2 separate regions of the Mus musculus genome follow, and region 2 is linked to region 1. Evidence: chromatin loops called from intact Hi-C (ENCODE). Cell type or tissue: gastrocnemius. All regions are shown on one strand. Links, peaks and the distances in the headings refer to the core of each region. The heading gives the core; the rest is flanking DNA.

The links. A loop is a pair of places that touch in the nucleus more often than their neighbours do. Peaks named below come from ENCODE experiments on the same cell type or tissue, not always from the same donor. Only the 100,000 strongest peaks of a DNase experiment are listed, where the experiment ranks them.
Region 2: a loop joins it to region 1, with 5 times the contacts of the local background. A loop is called at or near these places in 6 of 42 quality-filtered maps.

What each region holds. Positions count from the first base shown.
Region 1 is chr9:66,213,827-66,223,494 of GRCm38, reverse strand. Dapk2 (death-associated protein kinase 2) reads right to left here. Exons shown (of 12, transcript NM_010019.3): 3 at 2,740-2,961. Among named protein-coding and RNA genes, the nearest start is that of Dapk2, 60 kb to the right of the region's middle. In gastrocnemius, for the core only: no CTCF peak of the experiment used is centred there; DNase peaks (open chromatin) are centred at 2,836 and 4,392; H3K4me3 peaks cover 350 bases; H3K27ac peaks cover 5,570 bases.
Region 2 is chr9:66,158,701-66,168,368 of GRCm38, reverse strand. Dapk2 (death-associated protein kinase 2) reads right to left here. Exons shown (of 12, transcript NM_010019.3): 2 at 2,934-3,031. The coding sequence starts at 3,025. Among named protein-coding and RNA genes, the nearest start is that of Dapk2, 5.3 kb to the right of the region's middle. In gastrocnemius, for the core only: CTCF peaks have their summits at 5,064 and 8,003 (motif pointing right); no DNase peak of the experiment used is centred there; H3K4me3 peaks cover 855 bases; H3K27ac peaks cover 2,375 bases.

The sequences.
Region 1 (9,668 bases), core at 631-8,630:
CAAATGCTAAGAACTTCTGATGAGCCCAACAAGAGTCACCAAGTCCAAGAAAAAACTTCTGAATTGCTCCCTTAGGAACCCCTCCCCAGGAGGTCCTTCTCCTATTGGAAGTCCTCCTCCTCTGGGAAGTCCTCCTCCTCTGGAAAGTCCTCCTTAGAGCCCAGCAAGCATGGTCTGAGCGTGGTCTTTACAAACCAAAAGCGTGGCTCTTTTCTAATTTCATAAACCCTTAGTGTTCCTCTGCCAGACATGCCAAGCACAATTTGGCAACCTGGAAGTAAAGGAGACAGAAACTGTGGACAGCTAAACATAGCAAGTCCTGGGAACACCTGTGTGGGGACTGCTATTACCCACGGTGCACCTGCACTCACAGTATATAATGTCATATAATATATGACAGTATGTAAGTTCAGGCTGGTCATGAGCCCTACTGGGAGAGCTGGAGACAGAGCAGAAGCACATCGTTCCCCAAACGCTGGGTTCCCACAAACATGTGGGAATGGATCATTTTCCCAGAAGTTAAAGAAACACCAATTAGCAGGCAGAGGCAGGCAGATTTCTGAGTTCGAGGCCAGCCTGGTCTACAGAGTGAGTTCCAGGACAGCCAGGGCTACACAGAGAAACCCTGTCTTGAACTCCCCCCCCCCAAAAAACAAACAAACAAACAAACAAACAAACGCACGCCAATTAAAATGACAAGATACTGATTTGTAACTATAAAGATGAATAAAGAAAGCTACTTTTTTTTTTCTTTTGAGACAGGGTTTCTCTGTGTAGCCCTGGCTGTCCTGGAACTCACTCTGTAGACCAGGCTGGCCTCGAACTCAGAAATCCGCCTGCCTCTGCCTCCCAAGTGCTGGGATCAAAGGTGTGCACCACCACTGCCCAGCAAGACATGTGTTTTAAAACAGATGTTCCACGGATGCCAAGGCTGAAGTCAAATAGAAACACTGTCCTGTCCCAGCATCCTTTGGAAGTAAAGTCACCAAGAACCTAAAACTGCCCACCTTTAACTTAATCCTCCACTCCTGGAGAGTCAGCTGAAATAACTAATTCAAAAGAAAAGAGGCAGACCATTGGGAAGAAAGAGTTCTATCAGTAAAGTTTGGAAAGGATAAAAGCTGGAAAATTGTAAGCAAATGTCCAGCAATAGAGAAGCACTGATGTGTAATTTAATGAAACATGATATAGTTATTTAAATGGAAAAGCAGCTATATATGGAATTTTGTTAGTTGGAGAAAAAAACTGGAACAGGAAATTGTAAAATTATATACAAAGTGATAAGGATTGAGAGGAACCACAGAGAATCACAAGTAACTATTTGGGCTGGAGGGTTACAGATGCCTTTCCTAATTCCTGTGGGGTTTTGGTTTTTTGTTTGCGTTTGTTTTTATGGTTTTTTTTTTTTTTTTGGTGGGGGGCGGGGGATGATAATAGACATTTAAAGAAGTGACTCTGGACTTCCCAGGAAGATGGACTTGTCACTGTCTGCTGGGAATCAGGATGCTAACCAGTGATCCCTAGCCTTAGAGCATGCCATGTGGAGTGTACACATGACTTATCATCTCTGGGGAAGAAGAGGAAGGCCTTCATCAGACTCCTGTCTTGGTCAGGGAGACACAGGCAGTAGCTAGTTCATTTTGCAAAGGGGTCCATAGATGAAACGAGAGGACATCGGGCCCTAGAGAAGAGGTGATTATTGGCAATTCTATGCAGTTAAACACAGAGGTTGATAATGCTAGAATCAAATTCAAGAGGATGTAAATTCTCTCAATTAACTAGTTACATCTTCCAAGGTATAGGTAAGTCTCAAACATCAGGTTGTCCATTCAATCTGGAGGCAGGTAAAGGACACTTCCTGGTTCTCAGGTGACTTGCTCACAGTCACAAAATCAAGAAATATTGAGACAAACACCCCACTCCTCTGTGGATTGGCAGGTGTTTACTAGATGCTATGAGGCTCAGAGCACTCTTGTCCTGGGCTCTTGCTGATTAGCAGGCTGGATGAGGCTATGGTGACTTGTGCCACAGCCTGATCAGACCCTACTACCGACCAGGCTTCACTAGCTCAGGGACATCTGGAGTCTTGGTGTCACTAAATTCCACCAGCCACTGTGAAGTCCTTCTCAGCCATCCCAAGGCTGCACCTTAGCCTTTGTATTTCCCAGCTATGGGATGTTGACCTTCTTGGTGTTCTCATCTCTAAAATGGGTATGCTAAGAGTCTCCATGACTATATCCTTATGAGGGTGAAGTAAGGTGAACAGAGTGAACATAGATACCTCTCTGAGTTAGTGAGACTGTTTTAAGCAGGGCAGAGCAAGATGACAAACATGGCACCTTGCAAATGCAGGAGTATAGCTAGGCTCTTTAAATGGACCGGTGAGATGGTCCAGTGGTTTCTTCTCTTTGATCTCCAAAATCTAATGAAAGCAAGAGTTAGGTCATTATTTGTTACCCTTGCTACTTAGCACGCTCACGCCCTCCATCGGCTTCATTTCAGACATAGGCTGAGGATAAGGGAGGCAAAAGGAAACCATATATAGCTGACTGCATCTTCTCTGGGCTGAGCTTCGGTCTGGTTGCCCACCCTGCTTCCCGACTTCATGGGTCCCAGGACCCTACACCCCGCTTCCCCGTGTCATGAGTCCTGGCGCCCTACACCCCGCTTCCCCACATCATGGGTCCCGGCGCCCTACACCCCGTTCCCCCACGTCATGGGTCCCGGCACCCCACTCACAGCTCAAGGATGAGCACCACGTCGGTGCGGTTCTCATAGACGTCGTGCAGCGTGATGATGTTGGGGTGCAGCACCTGCCGCAGGATGCTCACCTCCCGCTCGATTTCCTCCCGGCACACGCCCCGACGGCTGGCCCGGCTCTGCCTCTTCTTAATGAACTTGGCTGCATACTCCAGCCCCGTGCTCTTCTCCCGGCACTTCTTCACGATGGCAAACTGGCCACTGCGGGGACGCAGACACAGAGAAGTAAGGTGTAGACACTGGAAAAGTGGCCCTCGTGTCCAGCTACCAAGACAATCAGCAGGTTACTTTACCAAGACAGAAAGGTGTGTCACCCACCGGCCAGTGGCCCTGCCGGGCTAACAGTGAGTGCCTCAGGTAGAGCAGGGACTGAATTCCCTTCTACTCCTAAGGGATCTTCACATTTTACTAAGAAGGATGTTAATGTTGTTGTTCCCAGCATACAAAGCCCTGGGAAGTGTTAACTTGGTAGGTTGACATGGCCTTGTCCTTGTGAAGACTCATCTAGAACCCAGGTCTATAGTACCAGTTAAAGTCACAACATCCATAAAAACAGGCTGATCTGGTGAGGCTCCTGATTGGGATGGGGGTGGGGTAAAGGCCACTTGGCAAGGTTAATTATCATTATCATCATAGTGTGAACAGGGAGTTGTAAAATTTGCAAACTAGGGCATAAAGAGAGGTGAAGTGACTCATAACTTGAATTAACAACAGAACTGGACATCAAAGCCAGCTGCCCACACAGTTTCTCAGGTTGTTACCGGAGACATGACCGGCTCAAGCTCTTTGAGACAAGGGCCATGAAATGGTGATCCAAGCAGCCCTGAGCCAGCTTCCCTAAGTGTGCTGAGTGCAGCCTATACCTCTCCATCTCAACTCAGGCTGTGAACTGGGACAGACATAAATCCCTAGTGACTGCTAGTGTCCCCTCCTTACCTAACTCTGAGGTCCTCCCTCTCAGCCTCCATTTTGTCCCATATTGTTCCACCATCCCCCAAATGCCCGAGTAGCTCAGAAAGATTTATTAATCTGATAATGGCTTAATAAGGGGCCCGGTGGATCAAGAGCCCCAATGCACTTTCTTAGTGGATCTGGTGTAAAAGTTACACTTGTGAGAAACTCTGGGCATTTGTCCCAACCTTGGAAAATGGCATTGCATTTAAAGCATCCTATTTTTAGAACGTTCTTTAAAGAGACGATCTTCTAAATGAACTGGCTGACACAAATGAAATGAAGCCGAGCGAGCAAGCAAGCAGATAGCTGACAGCTAAACAGCCTGTCATAGCAGGCACTTGAGAGATGTCGCCAAAAACAAAGTCATTCATCCCTCCACCTTTGTCCTTCACTCAACACCGTCCGAGCATGTACCCTGTGCTGGCTGGTAAATAACAGGGGACAAAGGCAGAGGCAACAGGTGCAGAGGGAGCTCCCACCCCCAAGGGGGGAGGTCCCTAGGAGCTAGGCTTGGGGTCAAATTTATATTACCACTAACTCTAAAGTTTCAGCTATCCGGGCTCTAAGTATTGGCTCTGAGCTGTCCACACACTGGGGGCTGACACAGGTGGAGGAAGGCCAGAGTGAGCACATTCAATGCGATCTCTAACACAGATGGCCACTTGGAGCCACTCTAAGTGTTGGGGACATAAGGTCCCTGAACAGGTGCCAGCAAACACTTGACAAAGCTTTTGGTCCCAGGTGGCCTGAGTCTTAGCATCAGGGCCAAATATTCCTTTCCTTCTGGTACCTCAAGGGCTGCTGGCAGGCCTGGCATTTCTGGGTTCCACAAACTGTCCCCCCACAATCCTCAATAAGTAGATAGATGGAGAAAGTGAAACCTCAAGGCCTTTACGTTGTATACATGAAGGTGGTGGCACAGGAGCAGGTTTGACACCCAAATCCCCCAGTGCCCAGGTTCAAGTCACACTATACAAAGACCTGGGAACACAAAGTCACAAAGCAAAGCTAAAAGTATCCGGTCACCTTGACATCACATCTCCTTGGTCTTATGAGGGGAATGGAGACATTTTTCTGCCACGTGGCTGAAAAATCCCTTAAGTTCTCAAAAAGTGAGTGTTTGCTTTTGCCTCTTGGTTTCTCCAGGAGAAGAGGGTGCAAATGAGAAGTGAGTAAGGCAGGCTTACTCTCTCTCCCTCCAAAAATAAGCATTTCAAAAGTAGCAGACTAGGACCAAGCTAAACACCAGGCAACCGGGGTCATCTTGGGGCCTTTCGTCTCTCCTGAAGGGGCCTCAGCTCAGGCTCTGGGAGCAGCCGGAAGGCGAGCCGCAGTCTCAGGCTACCTTCCCCTTCCTTGCCTTTAGCTGTTTGGGGGAAGAGCAGAGAAAACTTTCCACTCGGCCCAGGATGCAATGACTGGGGTCTGGAAAACTGGGAAAGGTTTCAAGGTTAGACAGACCTGTTTCAGGGACTTCTTTGCCTGGTCATGCGGGTCAGGCCACTACCTGCTCTGAACATCCTTTTCCTGACCTATGAAATGCAAGTCATGATTCACTGGTAGACAGTTGTAAAGGAAACATTTGTACCCTTGGCTCACCGTCCGTAGGAACAGCTGGCATAGATGAGGGCTGACTAAGAGATACCTAGGGCTGGAAGTCACTGCTTCAGATGGTCTGGAATGCAGGGCCAGGGAATCAGTGTAATTTTAAAAGCGCCCTTCCCCCTGATGCCAGTGTACACCCAGATGTGGGAATACTCTAAACAATTAGTTGACTCTTTCAATTGAAGAGCAGTGGGGCTCAACCTTGGCAGCATTCTAGAGGCCCCTGGGGAATTTTAAAATGAAGGAGGTCTAGATTTCAAGTCCAGAGAATCTGAGTTAGGTCTGGTCTATGACCTGGAGATGAAGATACTTAACTTTTTTATCTTATTCTGGTTTTGTTTTTTGATATAGAGCCTGACTAGATGGCTCAGGCAGGTTGTAAACTCATGATCCCTGTACCCTAGCTTCCCGAATACAGACACCCCTGTGCTCAGCCCCTTGGTGGCTCTCTTAGATAGCTGGGCTGGGAACCATGACTTAGAACGGCTCTCCTTTAACTGCTGTGATAGTAACCTACTATCAAAACAGAGGCATAGGTTTTTTAGGATCCCCTGTGAAAGAGCCTGCTTCTACTGCCTTTATAGGTATCAGCAGTCAAGCTGCTGGCCTTGTTTTGTTTTGGTTTGGTTTTGGCTTGGTTTGTTGAGACAGGGTTTCTCTGTGTAGCTCTGGCTGTCCTGGATCTCACTCTGTAGACCAGGCTGGCCTCAAACTCAAAAAGAGCCATCTGCCTCTCATACATCACCACACCTGGCTCATATTTTCTGGCTTTATGCAAACTTTGGTCAATATATTGATGAACAGTGTGGGGGAGGGGAATGGGAGGAGTTAGAGAGGTGAGAAATGATGTAAATACTTCAGTGATTTTTTTTCCCTTTTTTTGAGACATGGCGGGTTTCTTGGTGTAATAGTCCTGGCTGTCCTAGATCTCACTCTGTAGACCAGGTTGGACTCAAACTCAGAGATCCACCTGCCTTTGTCTCCCCAGTGCTGGGGAAAAAAGGCATAGGCCACCCCCACCTGGGTAAAGAGTGGAGATACTGGAGTTTTCACCCAGGTAACTCATACATGCAAAGTATGCACTCTGCCACTGAGCTACATCCCCTAGCCATTGAAATTCTTAAAAAACAAAAAAACAAACAAACAAAAAAAACCCACAACCCTCTGTGTTTGTGGGGTGTGTGTGTGTGTGTGTGTGTGTGTGTGTGTGTGTGTAGAAGAGACAGGAGAGGAAATCACTCTAGGCTTTGGCAGTTCACATGCATAGTGGGCTATTCCATGGTCACTGCACATGCATAAAAGCAGAATCAGAGATAATCTTACTATACCCATCAGAGGGCACCTGTAAACTCAAGAGTAGGTGAAAACAGCTACAGGTCTTTGCCCCACGAAGGCTCTACAGCCAGAAGCTGAGGTCCTCACAGTACACACGAAACCAAGTTAGGGGGCTAGTGAGATGGCTCAGTGGTTAAGAGCACCAACTGCTCTTCCAAAGGTCCTGAGTTCAAATCCTAGCAACCACATGGTGGCTCACAACCACCCGTAACGAAATCTGATGCCCTCTTCTGGAGTGTCTGAAGACATCTACAGTGTACACATAAATAAATAAATAAATAAATAAATAAATAAATAAATACATCTTTTTAAAAAAGAAAGAAACCAAGTTAGGATATGGGGGTGAAGGGCAAATAGCAAGGGCTCCTCTAAGTTAGGACAGAGCCACTCAGTGTAAAATGCAGGGAGAGAGTAGAGCCTATCCAATCTTGGATTGTGTTAGAGGGAGCCAGCCACACCAGCTCAGAGACCTGCTAACACTCTGTCAGAAGACTCCAAAGAGCCTGAGTCAAAAGTGAACATAATCGAAAGCTTCCCCTTCATTCTCCAAAGTCCTGTCTCCGAGCTGGTGTTGGGAGCCCTGATCAACAGGGCTGAGTGATCAGTTACAAACTGTCGTCCGTGTCCTGCCAACACACTCTCACACAACTGTGGCAGGAACACCTCTTCCCAGGCAGAAGGCTCAGCTCCCAAAGTCAGAGCCTCAAGTATCCTATTTAACCCCCTTGTCCCCGGTTTCCTCCCTTTTCAAGGCGGTGTCCGCGTGCGCGCAAGCGTGGGTGTGTGTGTGTGAGAGAGAGAGAGAGAGAGAGAGAGAGAGAGAGAGAGAGAGAGAGAGAGAAAGCTGCTTCACCCAACTTGGAGGATTATTTGGGAAGTCATAATATCTGTAACAGGACTTGACTATCCAGATGAGAAGGAACAAGGTGTTGGCAGGTGGGAACTTAGTGCCTGAAGCTGGTACCAGCCATGTAGCAGGGTTTAGCAAGGGACAGTAAATTCACAAGACATAGAAGCTGCCATCCTTGCTCAGCCTACCCTCTTCTCAGGCAGAGGGCTCAGCTCCCCAAACACTCCACACCTGTTAGGGTAGGGCAGGGCAGGTCACCAACAGATAGGCCTAGCTATAGAACTTGGCTGGACCTGGTTGCACCTCACAAGGGCTCCCTGTTATCTGCCTAGGAGCCCCATTAAAAGGAGTATATTTTTAGATGGCATCTCAAGGTTTGGTAATGTCCCAACCCAATACCCAACACCACATGAAAAAGCCTGACTCAACCCTCTCAGACTCTGCACTGCCAAGAGAGAATAATCCCAGATGACCCAAATATCATACCATGAGATAGATTCATAAAGTTATGTGGGTACTGTTACATGTGCAGCTGCTCTCTATAAAGGCTAATTTCTATTGTAGGCTTTTATAATTATAGGTATATAAGTATACTTAAAATATATAAGTATAATTTAATTATTACTTATTTATTATTATCTTATTGAATATTATTCTTTTTTTAAAAAAAATACTTGAAGACACAATCTTGGTTCCATTTTCTAGACCAGAATATTGGGGGAGCTGGAAAGATGGTTCAAAGAATAAAATACTGCCCATGCAGACTTTATGATTTGTAATTAGATCCCTGGAACCTTAGAACCCAAAGATATGTGGAAGAAGAGAACTGACTCAACAGTGTGTCCTCTGACACACATGTCCATCACACTTCTCATATACACACAGTAAGAATAAATAAAAACGGGGGGGGGGTCGAAGAGGTGGCTCAATGAGTAAAGGTGCTGGCTGTTAGTTCTCAAAGACACACACACAGACACACACACCACACACACAGACACTACACACACATACACATCTCACTCAGTACCTGTGGCTTCTCCCATCACCCCTCATCTTTCTCCCATCCTAAGCCTCTCCCTCCCAAGGGCTGGCTCTGGCTCCCTTCCTCCAGCCTCTGACCCCTATATTACCAGCCATTCTGGTTATGCACTCTCTGAGTCTCCTGGTTCCCAGAAGCTCTGCTTGTTCCCCCTCCTCTCTTTTCTCCCTCTCCCTGCCCCACCTCTCATGACTGGGTTCAGCCTGGGACCTCCAAGATGCCTCTGGCTGTGCTCTCCCTCATACCTACAATAAACCTTCTCAGCTATATCCTAGAGAGGCCATGTCCTTATTTGTCCCTCACTTGTCACCAAGCCTCATTGGCTGCACTTGATCCCTGAGATCCAAATAATGGAAAGAAAGAACCAATTCCTGCAGGTTGTCTCTCCACATGTGTTGTGCAGTAGCATGCACGCACACACACACGCACGCACACACACACACACACACACACACACACACACACAGAGTACATCAATAACTAAATGTATGTCCTAAAGAATACTAAGGATTAAAAAAGGTAAGCAACTTGGCAGTTGGGTAAAGCGGTATAAACACAAGTCCTTGTCTCTCGACTCCAGCTTCAGGGTTCTCAAGGTAACTAAGCCTGCTAAGGGGTGCCAAGCAGTGGGGAGAGGGCCCACCACAGAGGGAAGGTTTGGTTTGCAGTACTGAGGATCAAATCCAGGGCCTCACTCATGCTAAGCAAGCACCCTACTGCTGAGCTAGTCTCTGACCTGATTTGTCTAACACTGCCAGCATGCAGAGATGATAAAAGGCAGGGTGATTATTTTTTTTTAACTAAATTTTATTGTTGATGTTAAATTCTCAAAAGACAACTCAACCCTTAAGCCACGCCTGCAGCAAGGGTAAGTGCTCCCACTGCCCACATACTCCCTCCTCTCGCCTAAGCCACGATCAGCCAGACCTGTTCTATCAACTCCCAGGGCCCAGGTGCTGAAGTTTTGTGCATCCTATGAACAGTGGGTCTAACTCATTCCCCTTCTCAACCAGCTCTCAGGCATCCATGAAGTGAGTGCCCCAAAGCCACCAGTTTATCAGGTGGAGCAGGGGCAGAGAGAGATGACTGAATCTTAAGAACATCACCCCGACAGAGGGTTCCCCC
Region 2 (9,668 bases), core at 1,014-9,013, 56 kb after region 1:
CAAAGGAGGAGGGGTGTGTACAAGAGTGAGAAACACCCTTGGCCAGTTAGAGGAAAGGTACAACAATAAAACTAGCTGATAATTTAACATGGTTTTGTTGCTGTTGTTGTGGGGTTTTTGTTTTGTTTTGTTTTGTTTCTGTTTGTTTGTTTGTCTGTTTTTGAGATAGGGTCTTACCAGGTGAGTGACAGTTGATTTCTAACACACAGAGACCCCCTTCTGCTTCTTCCCAAGCATGGAGATTAGGTTGTACGTCATACACCTGGCTGCTTGTTTTGAGACACAGAGGTCTTATTATGTTGCTAGCTTTGACCCCAAACACCTACTCTCAAAGCCAAACAGAAGAGGGGGAAGGAACCAACTCCCCTACCTTACATTCTCTCCCACTCCCCAGACGCATTCGAATAAAGTAAATGGTTTTGTGTCTGTGGGTTTTTATGTTCCTTCAAGGATAGGACCCCAAACTTGATCACCAGCCCCTACCCTCACATACTTTGTGACCTTGGATAAGCCACCAGTCTGAGCTTCATACAAGACAATGGGTTAAATGGGATTCTCTTTATGAGCCTGGCTCCAGTCAGTTTTCCCTGTTCTTCCCCACTGGGAGTTAGGAAGGCCAAACCAGCATCTCTCTAAACACTCTAGAAACAGCAGACAACCTCCAGCATCATGAGCAGGCTGGAGCAGAAGTGTGTACAGCCACACTCGGCACGGAGGCCAGAGTTCAGAGCAGTCTCTCTCACCAGCCCATTTTAAATGTATCTCCCGTTCTTCTCCTTCAAAGCACCCTGTGCTCTCCCTTCGTATCTGACCTGACCATGACTCATCCTCTGTAAATCCTCTTTTTGGTGCCTCTCTGCATCAATAAACCAAAGACTACAAGAAGACAGGACACATGTTTTACTTAGTACTGCTTTCAGTCATGCCTGGCACACAGTAGGTCCTCAATATGTAAAATGAAACGGATCACTTTTTGCAAGTTGATTTGGTTGTAGGCTAAGAGCTTCACTCAGTGGCTAGAGCACTCAGTCGCACAGCACACATCAGAATCCTGCGCTGGGCCCCCCAGCACCTCCTACCCTACCAAAACACTGTGTGGTATCCTCAAAGTAGCTCTAATTCCAGTCCATTCTATAGCCCCCTGCAGGACCCTTCTCTACTTGAACCTCAGTTACATCTGTCAAATAAGGATCCTGGAAGGAAGGATTCTTAATGGCTCACAGACCTGTAGCCAAGTCCTAGCATGTCTGACCACTCCACAAGTCCCAGTCTCTGTCGACTCCATCAACCTTTGGAGATGGAGAGACCCAGCCCCTGCAGCCTGCAAACTCAATTGTCTCCCAGATCTAATAGCTCATGTCCAAAGTGGTGGAGAGGCAAGGCAAGGAGAAGGTGACACAAGAATTCCCCAGGAATTCTGGATCCTTCTCCAGGGCCCTTGACCAGCCAACTTCTCAGTTTCTCTGCCCCTCAGACATCAGTCCAGCCCCACTCTGGCCTCGTTGTCAAGCAAGCCTCTCTCAGGCTGGAGTTCCAGGGGGGACATATGCATAGTCCCTTGCACATCATTGTACCCCTAGCACAGAACACAGGCAACGGCAAGAACACCAACTCAGACACCCTGGGCAGTTCCTTGCCAAGAGAGGCCAGTTTCCTGTGCTGGGGGGGGGGGGGGGGCGGGGGGCGGGGCAGAAAGGCCTGCAGCAAAGTCACCCTGATTTTTCATTCAGAGGCAGGCTCCAGAAGAGCACCCCAAAGCCTCCACCTTCTATCCCTCTCACACCCCTTTTCTAGGCCCAAGATTAGCAACAGAAGGCTGAGGAGCCTTGAAGTCTGCAGATATTCGCTCCCCACCCAACCGGCCTGGGGAGGGGTTACTCCCTAACCCATGCCCCTGTTGCCTCTCATCTTGGAATAAGGCTCTCTGGCCCTACTTTGTTTGCCTTTAAAACAAAGGATATAAGAATTAGTGCTAATTCAACAGTCAACAGTTCTAAAGAAAGCAAGAAGCTTCCTGCTTTACCTGTCCAGTTTGATAGGCACCCTAAACAGCCCGTGGTTTTGCTCTGTTCTGAGTGCGAAGGGCTGAGATGGTGTTGCCCCGAGAAACATGTGAGCGTGCAAGAACCTTGCTCACACGAGAACGCAGGACAGGTGTGCAGGGACCGACCTGACAGGTTGGAACCTTGGCTTTGTGGCTTGCTGCCCTCAGCAACTTTGAGAAACTCCCTTAAGCCCTACCCTGCCGTCTCCCACCCGTGAGACCAGAGTGAAAGTCACTTCCATCCCCCACATGCTTTTGAGATCAGAACTTCAGGACTGGTGTTTTGTAACCGCGAAAATACCATCTAAAAAGTCAGCCATTCTTAAAAATGGAAGTCCAGAGGGAAGCCTCAGAAAATCCAGTCTCTCCCTGTACAAAGTAGTGACTTTGAGGTGATGAGAGGGTTAGTACAGCCCTACTCTGAGGAAACAACTCAGATCCCAGAAACTCCCTGACGAGGCTGGTGTGGCTGTTACTCAATACAAATCCCTTTTCGGAAGGATTACTTCACCTCCCATTCAGACTCCAGCTTTCAAAAGAAAATCCTGGGAAACCATGGGGAATCCCAATGGGACACGGAGAACAAAACCGATGGGTCAGATGTCCAGGCAGCCTGGAGAGGGGCTTTTGGGTGGGGGTAATGATGGATACATGAAGACTCCCCTGAGTGGGCAGTTAGAGTATATAGAAATCGCAGCCTCAAGCTGCACACCTCTGCTGTCATGAGACACATGATCTGCAGAGTCACCCATGAGGATGAATAAACCTCGGGCCTGTTTTGCAAGCCTCCCGACAGCCCTGTGACAAGTCCAGCTTTACAACAGCAACCGACCCAGAGAAGAGTGTGTCTGTCCATGCACACCCCTCCTCCTCTCACGAAACCTCTTACCTGCCCAGCTCCTCTCCAATATCATAAAAGTCCTCCACCTTCTGCTGTTTGAACGTCTCCATATTTGGGCTCCTCATCGAGGCCTGGACCATACAATCCTGAAATGGAAAGAAACCGAAGCTTAGGATGGCCGAGCACAAGCCTAAGAGTCTGAGTTTGGAAAGCAACCAACTGCAAAGGGCAAGACGGTTTCAGTTGCCCACAGCTTGATTCCTTAGGAACAGGTCCGTGTGAGCTTCTCACCTGTGCTGAGGCCGCATACCAGGGGTTCTCACCTGTGGGTCCTGACCCCTTGGGCGGGGGGTGTCACATATCAGATATACTACATACTACACATTTACATTATGATTCATAACAGTAGCAAAAATAAATGAACAATGAAATAATTTTATGGTTGGGAGTCACCATAACATGAGGAACTGTATTAAAGGGTGGTAGCATTGGGAAGGTTGAGAACCACTGATGTATAACGTCCTGGCTAGTTTGCAACTTCACAGGAGCGCAAGACATCAGAAAAGAGGGAACCTCAATTGAGAAAATGCCTCCATAAGATCTGGCTTTAAGGCATTTTTCTAGTTCGTGATTGATGGTGGAGGGTCGAGCCCATTGCAGGTGGTGGCATCCCTGGGCTGGTGATCCTGGGTTCTACAAGAAAGCAGGCTGAGGGCTGGTGAGATGGCTCAGTGGGTAAGAGCACCCGACTGCTCTTCCGAAGGTCCAGAGTTCAAATCCCAGCAACCACATGGTGGCTCACAACCATCCGTAATGAGATCTGACTCCCTCTTCTGGAGTGTCTGAAGACAGCTACAGTGTACTTACATATAATAAATAAATCTTTACAAAAAAAAAAAAAAAAAAGAAAAGAAAGCAGGCTGAGCAAGCCAATAAGTAGCTCCCCTCCATAGCCTCTGCATCAGCTGCTGTCTTCAGGATCCTGCCCTGTTTGAGTCTTGTCTTAACTTCCTTCAATGATGAACAGATGTGGAAGTGTAAGCCGGCTAAACCCTTTCCTTTCCAAGTTTCTTTGGTCATGGTGTTTTATCACAACAATAGTAACTCTAAGACATATAGGTTTTATTCCTCTCTTAAGTTTTATTTTATTAATATCTATATGTATGTTTTGGTTTATGAGCACACAAGTGCAGGCCAAAAGAGGATGTCAGATGCCCATAAGCTGGAGTTACAGCCAGTTGTGAACCACTTCATATGTGTTCTGGGAACTCAACTCAGGTCTTCTGGAAGGGAGAGAGCTCTTAATAACTAAGCCATCTCTCCAAAGCTATTATTTGATTTTTATTTTATTTTATTTTTGGACACGGGGTCTTGCTATGAGCCTCTGTTGGTCTACAGTTCATTGGCTGGCCTCAAATTTGTAGTAATTCTCCTGCCTCAGCATCTCCAGTGCTGACATCACAAGCATGTACCACCACACCTGTCTCCTATTTCTGAAATAGAAAAAGAGCCCTTCCTGCTTGTTCAGATCTGTCTGAAGAAGTTCACGGAGAAACAGAACCACAGGAACTTCAGCTATTTATTCTTACTAAATTCAGCTTTACTCGGACAAGAGGCGTCTGTCTGCAGCTGGGAATCTATGACCCCATAACTGAGAGGTGGGGGGGATCAAGGATTCAAGGCCAGTCTGGACAAAACAGTGAACCCCTGTCTCAAAAAATCAAGAGCTGGGCTGGGGCGAAGGCTCAGTGGTTATGAGCACTTGCTGCTCTTCCAGAGGACTCAGGTTCCATTCCCAGCACCTACATAGTGGGCCACAATCACATATAACTCTAGTTCCAGGGGATCTGATGCCCTCTTCTGGCTTCACCTAGCACTGTGCACCTGTGATATGCAGACACCCATGCAAGCAAAACACCTCTACATATAAAATAATATTCCTACAGCCAATATATGGTGATACAATTCAGGGGTAGACTATTTGCCCAACACGGAAAGCCCAGTTTTGTTTGGGTAAACCATTTAAGTTACCAGACACTGTGCTTTCCCATCTGTAAAATGGGGCCAATACTGTAAAAAATCCAATTTCAAAGCCATCAAACTGTTTTGTGAGTGATTAGGTGCTGAGGAAAGACAAGGGATTATCATGACCTCAGCTTCCTTGGGGGCAGTGCCACCCGATGGCGAGTCTGAACGGATTGGTAATGTTCACTCATCACCTCCTAGGGAATATGGGTGGGGATGGTGTGACAAATTAAAAGAGCACCAGGAGTCAGGAGCCTCGGGTGCTGGTTCCAGCGCTACCCACATCTAGCTCGGTGACCTCATCCCTTGGCAAAGGAACCCTGTTTCTTCATCTGTGGAACACGGCTATCTCTGCCTGCGCGGGGCAACTCAGCAGAAGACAGGGGACAGTTTGTGCCACAGGGAATCCTCACCCTGGGGCTTGTAACTCCCCCTGTGATCTCCTTTCCAAAGGACAGCACCCTGCAGGCAGGGCCCCATTATAGAGATAAGGCCAGCTGATGCATGGGTCACTCAAGGATCCTTAGTAAAGGTCTCCTTAGCCTATTTTGGCTAGCATGGGCAGCCTCTCTTCTGCCTGTCAATCAAATGCCAACCACACTCAGTCCGTGACCCTGAAAAACTCTCCTCTCTAGGTTTAGAGGGACCGTCACCTAGGATAGGTTTCACCAACATCAAGAGACTGGGGCTCTTGCAGATGTCAATGGATATATACATTTCTCCTTCTCACAAACCAGAGCCCCATTACCAAAATGTCCACTCCTTCAATTCTTCTGCCAAAGCACACAGACCCTTGAGACCCTTAGACAGAGCTGGCCTAGCTCCCGGATCTCACTTTCAGGGTCACCTGCCTGTGGGCACCCATGACCCTTCATGTATCCTCCTTCTTCATGCCCGCTGTGTACTCAGGGAGGGCCTGAGTGTGCACAGATACTAACATGAGCAAGCCTAGACACAAGACTAGGTTGATGTGGATTATCCCTGTAACCCACAGCAGGCTGGCACTCTTTCTCATCCTCGTCTGTAAATGGAGACACCCCTATAATCCCTAGCATCTACTTCACACACCAGCATGGGAGCCACTGGAGCAGGGGGAGATGTAAGGTACTGTACAAGTAAGGAGGAGGATGGTTTTACTGTCCTAGCCCAGGCCACTGTGTCTCTGCTTCCCATGGCCATGGAGACATCCACACTCACTTCTCGGGAACAGGTTTCAGCATCCCCTTAGCAAGGTTGACTCAACCAGGATCAGAAGCTGAACCTGTCTTCACTTTCAATATCCCCCGCCAGCCTCCTGAAACTCATTCCAAACAAACCATTCATCAACTCTCAGGGAAGGGCACCAATCCCCACAGAGAGAGAGAAAAGCAGAAAGACCCACCCCACCCCACCCCAAATTTTGTTGGCAGGAACACGAAGCATGGTCCCAGGAGAGCTATGAGCTTCCCTTTGGTGAGAGGCCAGCTCCGTTTGCCAATCGGGGCTGAGATGAATTCAGAGAAGCCCCCAGTTTCCCCCAGACATGGCCAGGGGTAGCGTGGAGGGCATGAGGACTCAGTCACAGATCAACTCCCCATTCCACATATCATACATTACAGTCATAGAGTCCCTATTCCACATATCATACACTACAGTCACAGCGGACCATTCCTGTTCACTTGGTTCATCCCGCCATGTCTCGCCTCGGGGAGGGCTCTTTCCATGGGAGCCCAGTGGACAGCTGCCCCATGCTCTTAGGGTCTAGGCGCCCCAGTGCCACTTTCTCTGTAAAACTCCACGACCCTGTTCTTCCCCTCTTTAAACTCTAGAAAAAGTCTCTTATTAGGATTAGGTTAGAATTTTCTCATTCTGGTTCATAATCTGTGCCTGACTCAAAAAGAAAGAGACTGGAGAGACGGCTCTGTGGTTAAGGACGCTGACTGCTCTTGCAAAGGACCTGGGTTTGATTCCCAGCATCCACATGATGGTTCACAACCATCTGAAATTGCCATTTCAGGGGAACTGGCATCCTCTTCTGGCCTCCACAAGCATCGGGCACAAATGTGGCAGACATACATACAGGCAAAACACTCATACACAGATAATAAAAATAAATTTTGAAGAAAGAGAGAGATCCAGCCACACAGGTTTGGATTCAAATCCCGGTTCCGTTACTTACGACCACATTGCCCTTAACTGAGGACAAGATAGTTTTTCTGGGCTTCAAACTAACATCCATGGAAAACAGCCCTAGTAACCATACTGCGGGGTAAGTGTGTAGAGCAACCAGAACACCTAGACACTGCCAGGCAGTGCACACCTCGAAACATCACTCTGAATACTGTGGAACCATCTCTGTGAACGTACTGTGAGAAACACATGCAGCAAGAATGGTCCATGTAGCATCAACTAAACTCCTAGCAACAACTAAAAATTGAAACCAACCAAATGCCCATCAATAGAACAAGGGAGTCACTACACAATAGGGTGGAGCATGAAGCACGAAGAACAAAAGAAACCAGGTCCCACAAAAAGATCTTATGCTGTTTGGTTCAATTTGGAGAAGACTTATCCACAGGGTGGAGGAGAGATCTCAGCTATCAGTTACTTTTATAGAAAGCCCGAGTTTCCATCCCCAGTGCCAAATGCACTGGGTATGGTTGGCACACACCTGTAATCCCAGCACTCAAGGTGTGCCTTGAGTTTCAGGCCAGTGTGGGCCATAGGGTAAGACCCTATCTCCAAGAAGAAAACGAAATGGAGAATTAACAGTGTTGGGGATTCAGCTCAGTCTGTAGAATGCTTGCCTAACAGACACAAAGCAGCCTTGGCTTCGATCCTCAGCACTCCATAAACCAGGAATGGTGGCTCACAGCTATAATCTCAGCACTCCAGAGGTAGAGGCAGGGGGACCAGAAGTTCAAAGTCACCCTCGTCTACATAATGAGTGCAAGGCCAGCCTTGGATATATGAGATCCTGGGGTGAGAGGCATGGAGTAAACTAATATCTACTTTCTTTTTTAGACTGTTTTTGTAGAATTATTTCTCTGTAGGTGTATGGTTGTTTTGCCTGCATGTTTGTCTATGCACCACATGTCTGCGGTGCCCAAAGAGGCCAGAAGAGGGCATCAGATCCTCTGAACTGAAGTTACAGATGATCATGAGCCACCATGTTGGTGCTGAACACTGAACCCAGGTCCTCTGGAAGAGCAGCCAGTGCTCTTAACCACTGGGTCATCTCTCCAACACCCTAAGAAAGATCTTTCTTATAAGTAAGATGACATATGTGAAATGCTTTTGGAGCCTCACTAAGGCAAAGGGTGTAATATTCTCACCTCTGTCCCCTAGGGAGTAGCTAACATAAGCAGGTACTATAAGGTAATATAAGATGGTAATTTCCAGTTAGGGCCCAGGCTTCTTGCTCATGGCTACAGCTCAGATACTCCATACGAAATGAAACACCCGTGGCAGCTCATCACCCTCCCATCACACCTCCACAAGAGCAATTCTCATTTCAATTGATAAATTCTCAGAGTCAAGTGCAGTAACTCGAAGGTAGAGTTATAACCACCAATTTTGAGAAGCTGAAAACCACATATCAGAGGCAAGGCACATGACTATGCCTTTTGACCCGAGACTCAGGCTACCTTGCAAAGATGACACCCATCTGGATGTGAACAATCCTCCCAAGGGGGCCCTGGGAATTCTCCTTCCTACCCATGGCCTTAATGGCAAGCAACACTCTAGGAGGTAACATAGACCTCCTGGGACCCCACAGAAAGGGACCTCCCAGTTACCTTTCCAGTTTACTCTCTTCCTCAGAAGTCAGCAGGCTGAGGAAGTGATACAGAGCACTCCCATCCCACGGTATCCTTGCTGTGGACTGGGGTTTGGGGTAAAAACTTAACATTGAAACAAAAGTCTGAACCCACTGGGATCGGGTCTAAGTCACTTGTTAGACAAAAGGAGAAATCTGAGGTCCAGAGAGGGAAAGGGACCTTTCCACCATGGCACAGCTAGGCCATCAAACTTCCCAGGGCTTCTCTTGATACCCACACAACTCCTCCATGGATGGCTCAGGACTGGAAAGCCAGTGGCTTCTGGGAGAACAGTTCCAAGGAGAAGGTGCCCAAGTTTGGCAGGGACAGGCAGTGGTTTGGAACACGTGCGCACATACACACACACATGAAGAATCCTCAGACTCAGGTCTGGGGAAACTGCCAGCAGTGCCAGCAGAAGGGAGGAGACTCTAGCATCACAGAACCCCTTTGGATGATCCCTGATAAGGATGTTGGGGCTCAGAAGGTCAGCCACCTCCCTGAGTTGACATGAGAAAAACTCAGTCTTTTAATAAAAGGTTCAGCTTCTTTGGGCAGCCGGACTGTTTGCCCCCCACATCTAACAGAATAGAAGGCTCTAGAGAAGCTGTCAGGGTTGGCTGGTTTATTCCCTCCAGCAGGTAGTTTGTTGTCCCGGGGCAACAGATACCCACCCATTCCTGACACTTCAGTCAAGCCTCCAAAGACAGCTACTGGTCTATCAATACCATGACTTTAGATGCCAAAAACTTAACCGGCGGGCAGGTGGAGACAGGGAGGGCTTTGAACCCAACTCTGAAGCAGTCAAGGTACCAGCCACTTTTAGTCAACAAAATTCCCCTAGGATGCCAAGCCAGTTAGTTGGGAACTAGTGTCAGAAACCAAAAGAGCTGCCCCCAGCTACCTTTAGATGACAGGGAACCAGGGAGTGTCCCTCCACCTGCCCGCAGCTGTTAGGCCA